Regions from separate parts of the Homo sapiens genome. Here region 1 is linked to region 2. A link is a contact called in ENCODE Hi-C or POLR2A ChIA-PET data. All regions are on one chromosome and are shown on one strand. The core of a region is the stretch at or near the end of the contact, and the rest is flanking DNA. Distances in the headings are between cores, read along the strand shown.

Region 1 (5,519 bases), core at 2,833-5,332, 310 kb after region 2:
TGTGCAGGATTTTTGGATCTTAAAATTTTAGTGCAAGTAAGGAAGGCAGCATATTTTTCCCTGGTAATTATGATTGAGGGATGCAAATTTAAGTTAGAAACTTGAAAGAACAGAGATTTTACATATTATTATAATATGTTCCATGTTTTCACAGTAATTATTAAAAAGGCAATGAACCTGACATTGCACCTCTGTGAATGGTATAATTAAACATTTTACAAATGTGATAGAACAGTTGGAAGTTTATTTTCCCTGAAAAGAAAATTCCTGCATAGAAAAATCAGAGATCTGAAATCCATTTTTCCACTGAAGATAGTTTAAATTTTAACTATTACACTATGGGCTAAATAGTTAACCAAGTTATGAATGCAAAGAAAAAGTCTTGAAGGAAATTAAATGTGCCACTCCAGTGAACATGCAAATGATGAGAATGAAAAACAGCAGTACTACTGATATGAAGAAAGTTTTAGTAGTCTGGATAAAAGATCATAATAGCCACAACAATCCCTTAAGTCAAAGCCTAATCCAGATCAAGTCCCTAACTCTCTTCAATTCTACAGAAGACTACAGGAGAAAAGTTTGAAGCTAGCAGAGGTTGGTTCTTGAGGTTTAAAGAAAGAAGGCAACTCGGCCAGGTGCAGTGGCTCACACCTGTAATCCTAGCACTTTGGGAGGCCAAGGAGGGCAGATCACCTGAGGTCAGGAGTTTGAGACCAGCCTGGCCAATATGGTGAAACCCCATCTCTACTAAAAACACAAAAATTAGCCAGGCATGGTGGTGGGTGCCTGTAATCCCAGCTACTGGGGAGGCTGAGGCAGGAGAATTGCTTGAACTCGTCCGGGAGGTGGGTGGAGGTTGCAGTGAGCTGAGATCATGCCACTTCACTCCAGCCTGGGTGAAAGAGCGAGACTCCGTCATAAAGAAAAAAAAGAAAAAGAAAAAAAAGAAAGAAGCCATTTCCATAATGTAAAAGTACAAGGTGGGAAGCAAGTGCTGATGTAGAAGCTGCAGCAAGTTATCCAAAAGATCTAGCTAATTCTACATTGAAGAACAAATTTTCATTGTAGGCAAAACAGCCTTTTACTGGAAGAATATGCTACCTAAGACTTTCATAGCTAGAGAGAAGAAGGCAATCAAGGCCTGGCTTCAAACCTTCAATGGAGAGGCTCACTGTCTTGTTAGGGGGCAAGTGCAGCTGATGACTTTAAGTTGAAGTCAGTGCTCATATACCATTCCCCAAATCCTAGGGCCCTTAAGGAACATATTAAACCTACTCTCCCTATACTCTATAAATGGAATAACAAAGTCTGGATGACAGCAAATCTGTCATGGTCTACTAAATATTTCAAGCCCCCTGTTGAGACCTACTGCTTGGAAAAAAAGATTCTTTTCAAAATATTATTACTCATTGACAATGCACCTGGTTACCTAAGGGCTCTGATGGAGGTTTAAGAAATTAATGTTATTTTCATGCCTGCTAATCCATTCTGTAACCTATGGATTAAGGAGTAATTTCGACTTTCAAGTCTTATTATTTCAGAAATACATTTTGTAAGGCTATTGCTGCCATAGATAGCAATTCCTCTGATGGATCTGGGCAAAGTCAATTGAAAACCTTCTGGAAATGATTTACCATTTTAGATAGTACTAAGAACATTCATGACTCATGGAAGCAAGTCAAAATATAAACATTAACAGGAGCTTGGGAGGAGTTGATTACAATCCTCATGGATGACTTTGAGGGGTTCAAGACTTCAGTGGAGGATGTAATTGCAAATGCGGGACACACAGCAGGGTCTCACTCTGTTGTCCAGGCTGGAGTGCAGTGGCACGATTGTGGTTCACTACAGCCTCGACCTGCTGGGCTCAAGCATTCCTCCCACCTCAGCCTCCCAAGTAGCTGGAACTACAGGTGCACATCATGCCCAGCTAAGATTTGTATTTTTTTGTGAAGATGAGGTTTCACTATGTTGCCCAGGTTGGTCTTGAACTCTTGAGCTCAAGCAATCCTCCTGTCTCAGCCTCCCAAAGTGCTGGGATTAATGTTGCAATCTCATGATAAAACTTGAACAGATGAGGAGTTACTTCTTACGAAGGAGCAAAGAAAGTGGTTTTTTGAGATGGAATCTCCTGGGGAAGATTCTGTGAACATAGTGGAATGGCAACAAAGGATTTAGAATATTACATAAATATTAGTTGATAAAGCAGTGGCAGGGTTTGTGAAGATTAACTCCTTTTTTTTTTTTTTTTTTTTTTTGAGACAGGGATTTTCTCTGTCACCCAGGCTGAAGTGCAATGGCGCAATCATGGTTCACTGCAGCCTTGACCTCCTGGGCTCAGTGGATCCTCCAACTCAACCTCTTGAGTAGCTGGGACTACAGGCATACGCTGTCACCACATGGCTATTTTTTAATTTTTTGTGGAGACGGGTTTCACCATTTTGCCCAGGATTTTTAGCCCAATTTTAACATCAACGTGTGTACACTGTTTTTTAGACATAATGCTATTGTACTTTTAATATATTACAGTATAGTGGAAACATGTTTATTATATACACTGGGAAACAACAACAAAAAATTGAGTGTGGCTCTCTTTTTTGCAATGGCCTGGAACTGAACCCCCAGTCCCTCCAAGGTATGCCTGTAAATGGACCAAACAGGAAGCAATTTCGTGGGTTTCATATTAAAAGCTTTAAACATTTATATAACTGTTATTTATACAAAGTGTGCTTACAGGCATTTACTATGTAAAATTGTAACTCATAACTTTGCTTTAGTTAACAATTGTTGAATAAAAAGTTATCAGTGGAATAGCCAGTCTCTGTAATAAATGCATATTGGTAAATTTTCTCTGAGCCAAGTGTACAGTTTGTAAATTTTCTTTCTGTTATGTTTGTTCTGATTGTTTATTAAGTATAACTTTGGGTCTGTCAAATTAAATATTTAAAAGTAAGCTTACGTTTTGCATAGTTGTTTTTAAATTTCACTTTTTCTTTCTTTTTCTTTTTTTTGAGACGGAGTCTCGCTCTGTCGCCCAGGCTGGAGTGCAGTGGCCACAATCTCGGCTCACTGAAGCCTCAATCTCATAGGCTCAAGCGATCCTCCCACCTCAGCCTCTCTACTAGCTAGGACTCCAGGCATGGGCCACCACGCTCAGCTAATTTTTAAAAATCTTTTACTTTTTGTAGAGATGGGGGTCTCGCTATGTTGCCCAGGGTGGTCTGGAACTCCTGGGCTCAAGAGATCCGCCCTCCTCGGCTTCCCAAAGTGCTGGGATTACAGGCGTGAGCCATTGCGCCCAGCCTCGAATAATTTAATTTTAATGTTAATTTAGTAAGTATCAGTCACGGACAGATTGGAAAAAGAAAAACATCTGATCCCTCATCTTGATAGTGAGTAGCACTGGTTTACACAGCTAGGCTGCTCCTTGAAGGCTGACACTGCATTTTATTCAAATTTTCCTGACAGTGGGACTTAGGCAATTATATATTGAATAAATAAATGAATTTTCACTCTGCTGCTGGGTCCAGTGGTCTCATAAAATGTCTATCATAATTTCTCAATGATTAGCCTTGGTAACATCTACTTAAGTTTATTAAATGCCAGGATCCACGCTACGCCCTTCACCATTCATTCCCCAGCCTTCGCTCCCACGGTCTCTGTGGGGATGGGGCGTGCCCAGCACTACGGCCCGCCCTACCTATGCATTCGTTGGTCGAACTCGACGCCCGTTACTGCCGAGTCCCGCCCAGGCCTTGCCCCCTCGTAGTCGGCCAGGCCGAGAGGAGGCGTGGCCACTGCCGCGCCGGGGCGGTCTGGCGGAGGGGGGGGAGGTCTCCCCTCGTCTCGTGATACTCTGGGCGAGCTCGCGGGCGGGCTGTGGGTCGCGAGCCGCCGTGGGAGCGCGTGTCGCGGTCCCCAGGAGCCGCCGGCCGACGCTCCGCCCCGCCCCCTTGGCGCCCAGGTCCCGCGCGAGCTCGCGCACGCGCGCGCGCGCACCCGCCAGAGGCTTGTTTGAGGCCCGCGGGGACTGGGCGGGCGGAGGCCGGGCTGCCGAAGTGTGAGGGGAGGAGCCCGAGCCGTCGCTGCTGCCGCCGCTAAGGGAGAGGAGCATGTCTGCAACTCGAGCCAAGAAAGTGAAGATGGCCACCAAATCATGCCCCGAGTGCGACCAACAGGTGGGTGCCGGGGGCCGGGCGCGCGGGCGGGCGGCAGTGGCTTGGCGGCCGTTGTCTGTGGAGGGGGGCCTCGCCGGGCTCCCGGAGGCCGAGCGGTGGGCAGATCCTGGGGCCCGCCGGCGGCGGCGGGGATCCGGGGCCGGTCGGGCTGCACCGAGGGGTTTCCCGGGAAAAGCCCGGGGCCGTGGCCCGCCAGCGTCCACCTGGCGGCGGCCAGACGGCCAAGCCCCTTCTTGCTGTGTCCCGGCCACTGGAGGAGCGCGCCTTTGGTGGGCTCACCGGGCGGCTGTCTGGAGCCCCAGACTCTCCTCGCCGGCGGCGGTGACAGCGGTGGGAGCCTGCGGGCCGCAGCCCCGGCGAGAGTGTGCCGCACGCCCGCCTCCGAGGCCAGGCCCTAGCTCCGAGAACCCCTCCTGCGGCCGGGGCGGCTTTGTTCCCGGTTCCGACGGGTGCGGGGCTTCCCCAAAACGGCCCCTCCGCGACCGGGGCGGGCGCCTGAGTGGGACAAAGGGGGCCGCGTGTAATGATTTTGAGTTTCGGCGAATTTGGAGATTTTTTCCCCTTCCTCATCTATTTATTATATTTTTGCTGTGCAATCGCGAATCCTGCCTTTACATCGTTTTTAATGGGTCATGATTGAATAAAGCCCCTGTTTAAGCCCTTCCTCCTTTTTGGGCGCTCCTAACTTCCCCACCCCTCGCAGTATCCACTGTTACAAATTTGGCCTGTCTGCTTCCAGATCTGTATCCCTGTCTGTCTGAATGTCTCTGTGTGTCTCTCTCTCTCTCTCTCTCTCTCTCTCTCTCTCTCTCTCTGTCTGTCTCTCTCTATCTCTCTATCTCTCTATCTCGTTTCTTGAATTTGAAACGATTCCTTTCTACATTGAGTTCATGGTGTAATAGTTGTAATTTAAAACATCTCATTTCAGTGATCGCTGTGTTGAAGCGTGTCTCAATTCTTTACTGGAATAATAGACATTCCTTTAAGCCTTAACATCTAATGAGTTAAAACTACTTCAGTTAAAACCATTCGTAAGGCCCTCGTTTGTTACCAACATGTAGATCTGGGTGTGTTTTTTCCTTTTCCACTGAGTGGATTTTTTCAAAATGACTACCTTTCTCTCCTCCCCTCCCCCCACCGCCTTTTTTTTTTTTTAAATCAAGAGTAATTTGAAATGGCTGGAGACTTTTTAATAAGCTGATTTTAGTGCATTTTTCAAGGAGAATTCTTGTAGGTTTTTCAAATCTTTTAACAGAAAACATGTTACATGTTTTATTAAGTATCCTTTATGGGCTGTAGTAAAAATGCTTATCAGAAAAAGGTTGTGCAAGAAATACAGTG
Region 2 (5,349 bases), core at 2,847-5,346:
ATGTCGAAGCCCTATCCCTCTATATAACTTTTTGGAGACAGGGCCTTTAAGGAAATAGTTAAGGTTAAATGAGGTCAGAAGGGTTGGACCCTAATCCAATAGGACTGGTGTCCTTATTAGAAGAGGAAGAGACCAGGGGTGCACACAGAAAGAGTAAAAGGCCGCTGAAGACACAGTGAGAAGGTAACGGTCCGCAAGCCAGGAGAGAGGCCTCAGCAGAAACCAGCCTCCAGAACTGTGAGAAAATACATTTCTACACTATAAGCCACCCAGTCTATAGCTACACTGTAATTCTGCCATGGCAGCCTGAGCAGACTAACAGAATGCACTTTTTAAAAATTACAATTTTCCTCTCTTCCTTCCCTAAAAAAAACCCTACAGTTGTGTAATAAACACTGAAATCTTCATATACTGAGAACCCACCTGATTGTTTTTCACTAAATGTCACCATTGCTGTAGCCATATTTGCACCCTGTAAAGATCCATATTATATTTTACTACAAATAGTTTCTGCACATAAAAGTTTGGTTCTTTTTAAATTCCTCTACCTTCCTTAGTTATAATCTCTGTATTAGCTGGTTCAGCCTGCCACAACAAAATACCATAGACTGGGTAGCTGAAACAACAGACATACTTCCTCACAGTTCTGGAGGCTAAAGTCTCAGATCAAGGCAGGAGCCAATTCAGTTTCTGATGAGGATGCTCTTCCTGGCTTGCAGATGACTGCCTTCTTGCTGTGTCCTCACATGGCCTTTCCTGGTGCCTGTGCATGAAGAGACAGCAGGCTCTCTGATATCTCTTCCCATCAGGACACTATTTCTTTCAGATCAGGGACCCACCCATACGGCCTCATTTAACCTTAATTACTTCCCTCAAGGCCCTCCTCTTCAAATACAGCCACACTGTACGTTAGGGCTTCAACATATGAACTAGGAGGGGACACAGACAGTAAGTAACAATCTCCAAACGCAACAACCTGCTTTCCTCGGCTGTCATGTAATAAAATGTTAACACTCCCAAACAATAGCAAAACAGAGACACAACAAAAATCTGTTAAGTGTATAAATATTGACAATAAAATGCTTCCTTTTAAAAAATGGTTCATTCAGCCGGGCGTGGTGGCTCACACCTGTAATCCCAGCACTTTGGGAGGCCGAGGCAGGCAGATTACCTGAGGTCGGGAGTTCGAGATCAGCCTGACCAACATGGTGAAACCCCGTTTCTACTAAAAATACAAAAAAAAAAAATTAGCCGGGCATAATGGCAGGCGCCTGTAATCCCAGCTACAAGGGAGGCTGAGGCAGGAGAATCGCTTGAACCTGGGAGGCGGAGGTTGCAGTGAGCCATTGCACTCCAGCCTGGGTGACAGAGTGAGACTCCGTCTCAAAAAAAAAAACAAGGTTCATTCTAGTAACAAGTAAATGCCATGCAATACCATTCAAGTACTACATGGGACTTGGTCAGAGAAAACCCAGTTCAAACTATAGGAATGATTGTGAGGAGTTGGAGAGCCTGAATGGATGCCTGGGAGACTGGCAGGATGCAAGGAAAGCCGAGCCCTCAGTCACCTGGAAACTGCCAGGTAATCTGGGAACAGACTGGGTGCTACTGGGTGATCTTCCAGGAAAATAATAATTCAAATACAGAACCCAAGTGAGAGATATGAAAACGCTTCCCTTTTGATTTGGCTAACATATGGCCACACAGTAGTCTCAGCTATGATCTGTGCTTTCCTACATTCCTCGAAAAATCGACTGCAGACGATTCCACCAGCACATCTAAAAAAGATAGGTGTCTTAAAAGGGAGCCACAAAATGAACATTCCCAATTGGAATCTACTCCCAAGCCAACATTCTAGAGGAAAAAAGATTTTTTAGGTTTAATCAAAATAATACAAGTAAGAGCTTCTAAAGTAAACGTAGAAGTATTACAGATCTACTTTTGGAATTCTTGTGGTTGCTCTAATCTCTCCCCTTTTATTACAACCTCAACTGCCAGATGAAATCTTCCCAGAACTCCATTACTGCACTATTAAAAGTAATCATTTACCTAACTAGCATTTGAGCACCTATCTCCATAATCAAAGCCCACCATGTCCAACCTCTTTATACCAAACACAACACTTGCCCCACGTTCCAGGCTCATCCTGCTCCCTGCCTGCTGAGCTCTTCTTCTGCCTCCTCTCCTCTCGCCACCCCAAGCATTTCCATGGTTTGTGTGTCACCTCCTTCAGGAAGTCTTCTCTGATGACATGACACGCAGATTTTTCCTTCAGTCAACAACTTCACATTAAGAAACTATTATGTTAATTTGAGAGCCCCTTCCTCTCAAATTTTTTTGGTTCACTGTTGTCTGTAACCTATACTTAATATTGTCTTCTTACTCTCCTATTCTACTAATATGCTACATCATTATTATTATTTGAGACGGAGTCTCGCTGTTGCCCAAGCTGGAGTGCAGTTCAAGCGATTCTCCTGCCTCAGCCTCCCTAGTAGCTGGGACTACAGGCGCGTGCCACCACGCCCAGCTAATTTTTGTATTTTTAGTAGAGATGGGGTTTCACCATGTCGGCCAGGCTGGTCTTAAACCTCTGACCTCGGGTGACCCGCCTGCCTCAGCCTCCCAAAGTTCTGGGATTACATGCGTGAGCCACCTTTTCATATCCGTGGGAAAAAGTTCTTAAATGTTTTATTTCCTAATTGGTTCTCGTGTGCGATCTTAACTGTAGTAGGTGGTTACCTTTAGGAACCCAAACTTACCCATCTTTTATGCCCCCATTCACAGCACATGGCAAAGGGTGAAACACCTCGATATTAATTGGTGTTAAGTATGTTTTTCCTTTGTAAATCTCATGAATTATTTATGCTTTTGTACCTTTCTTGAAGGAATACAAAGTGAGAGAGAAGAGCTTAACACCTGAAAAATGTTTCAGTTGCCTGACATTGTCTTTAGCTACAATTGGTTAGACAAACGTTTACAGAGTTCCTACTACACGCAGAGACAGGCATAAATATTCTATTATGGTAAGGCCTTGATCACGGTTGTTATCTCCAGCACCAATCATTGTCTTCTGCACATAATTAACACCCAATACGTATGTGTGGAGTGAAAAAAATGAATGCAGTCGGCCTGCCTGCAAGCAGCTGATATTTTAATGGTGTGAGGGTGAGGGAGATATAAAGGATGAACAAATAAATAAATGAGGAAGGTCATATCAGTGTGATAACCGCTGTGGAGAAAATAAAGCAGGATCATGAATACCACCAACAGCCAGGCAGTTGTTGGCAGACCTGGAGACTCCCATCAGCTGGCGAAGCTGCCCAGCGTAGTGGTTAGCTGCTAGGAGGGCAGCCCCGGGGGAGGTGCACAGCCCTGCCGCTCATTCGCTACGCGGCTCTGGACGAAGGGCTTCACCTCTCTGGCCTCGACTTTCCAATCCCCTAAAACCTACTTCATGAGGGGGAGTCTGAGGAGTTGGTACTAAAGTGCCTGTCAACCTGGCGGGCGCTAGGGAAACGCCGGCAGCGCCGCGGGTCGGGAACTCACCGGCGCGAAGGGCACGGAGAGCCTCGGGCTCCCTCTGCCGATGTCCGCGCTTCCCTGCCCAGGGTCGAGCAAGGCTGAGCTGGGCAAAGTTTTGACCTTGAATGGAGGTCTGGGGGACTAGGGACCGGCGCCCCTCTCTGTCTGCTAGGGCTGGCGGAGACCCGGCAGGCCGGCGAGGGTGCGGGGCCGAGGTGGGCGGCGCTTCCCGGGCGCCTCCGTCAGACGGGAGGCATCGAGGGCTCGGCCAGCTGCCCCGGGCGCCCTGCGCGGCGGCTGGGCACGGGCCGGTCACTGCCCCGGCGCCGGCCTCTCGGACGAGGCCGCCGCGCAGCCACGGCGAGAGGCACCCTCACTACCCCCGCGCCCAGCCGGCTCCCAGCCCTAACGGCAGCCGGCGGGGAGCGACGCCGTCCCACGGCGCGAGGCCGCGGCGGGCGCGCGAGGCGCGGCGCGGGGCGGGGCGGGGCGGGCACATGCGCACAGGCGGCGCAGCCGGCACGCGGCGCTCGCGCTCCCTCCTTAAATGAGCCTGGGCGCCCCGCGCCCGCCACTTCAGTGGATCCCGCGCCGGGGCCGCGGGCGGAGCTGCCTGCCGGTCCCGCGCCGCGCGTCCGCACTCCTCGGCCCTCGGGCGGTCGATGGGACGGGGCGCCGCGGAGCAGGAGGCGGCGCCCGTCGGGGTGCTCGGGCCGCGCGGGAGCCCACTGTGGGGCTCGGGCATGGCGGGCCGCAGGACCTGAGCTCTCCTCAGGGGAGCGGGGAGGCAGCTGCTGGCCGGCGATGGGGACGGAGTGGGGCCGTCGCCGCCGCGCCGAGCCGTGAGCGCCGAGCCACCGCCGCCGCTACCTCAGCCCTTCGCGAAGCGCCGGGCAGCTCGGGAACATGGCCCTGGAGCGGCTCTGCTCGGTCCTCAAAGGTAAGGACCGGGGCTGGGGCCACGGACGGCGCCCCCTGCGGGCCGAGGCTGGCGCGCCGCCCTGCCCGCGCCTCTGCGTCCCTTACCCGCGCCCGGGACCCGACGCGCCTCTTTGTCTGGCGGGGCTCGCGGCTACTCGGAGCGGACCGCGGGGCGCGAGCCCTGCCCGGCTCCGCCGGCTCTCCGGGCGCGCCGCTTCCGACCCCTGCGAGTCCGGCCGACGTTCGCGGGGCGCGTGTGGGAAGAGGGATCGGGTCGGGAAGGCGGCCAGGAGGCCCCTGGGCCCAGCAGGGCCCTCCGGGCTGCGCCCTCGCGCCGCTTCCGTAGAATTCCGCGCATCCCTTTGCAAAGTTGTGAGATTCCTGTCGTGGAGCGGAGGCCGCTCTTTCTCCAGATGTGATGGCAAAAAGTAATTCCACGAGAACAATAAAAGCCGCGGCCGTGACGTCGTGCAGTGGTTTTCGAATAGCCCCGCGGCGCCTGCACCTCGCGGCGGGGAACGGGGCCTGCTGGGCCAGCCGGGTCCCACCTGCTGCGGCCACGGAGGCTGCGGCACCACTGCGGGCTCCGGGGGCGGCGCGCGGGCGCCGCGGACCCGGCTTGTCCCGGCCCCCGGGGAGCGCTGCTGCTCGGGTGCTTCCCGGGACGCGGCGCTCCTCGCGCTCCGCCAGAGGTCTCAGAATTCCCCGCCGCTGGTGTTCGGTTCTTACTAATTTGTTGTACTGGGAATTAAAACAGTTGGCTTGTCCAGAGCACAGAGCTCTAAAACCTACTCCACCGGCTTTGCATTTCCCAGGAGGTGGTAATTTAGATGAAAATTTATATACATAGATAATTAGGATTGGGATACAAAGTTGCTCCTGAAACTCGGACTGAATAAATCGTCT

The links. A loop is a pair of places that touch in the nucleus more often than their neighbours do. ChIA-PET counts read pairs that join two places held with the same protein, here RNA polymerase II (POLR2A). Pooled maps may share reads with other maps.
Region 1: a loop to region 2 is called in a map of B cell, with 37 times the contacts of the local background. The contact joins the promoter of C16orf87 here to the promoter of NETO2 in region 2. A Hi-C loop is called at or near these places in 7 of 168 maps with a recorded cell type or tissue (B cell, CD4-positive, alpha-beta T cell, CD4-positive, alpha-beta memory T cell and 3 more), 5 of 37 single-sample maps with no recorded cell type and 18 of 50 pooled maps. POLR2A ChIA-PET finds 5 or more read pairs at or near these places in 3 of 52 experiments (HEK293, MCF 10A and activated T-cell).

Annotation. Positions count from the first base shown.
Region 1 is chr16:46,829,743-46,835,261 of GRCh38, reverse strand. C16orf87 (chromosome 16 open reading frame 87) reads left to right here and starts at 4,082. Exons shown (of 4, transcript NM_001001436.4): 1 at 4,082-4,178. The coding sequence starts at 4,113. RefSeq lists a silencer at 3,736-4,385.
Region 2 is chr16:47,142,692-47,148,040 of GRCh38, reverse strand. NETO2 (neuropilin and tolloid like 2) reads left to right here and starts at 4,096. Exons shown (of 9, transcript NM_018092.5): 1 at 4,096-4,462. The coding sequence starts at 4,429. It overlaps ITFG1-AS1 (ITFG1 antisense RNA 1), which reads right to left and starts at 3,973. Exons shown (of 4, transcript NR_110904.1): 1 at 3,547-3,973. RefSeq lists silencers at 3,566-3,895, 3,956-4,795, 4,966-5,115.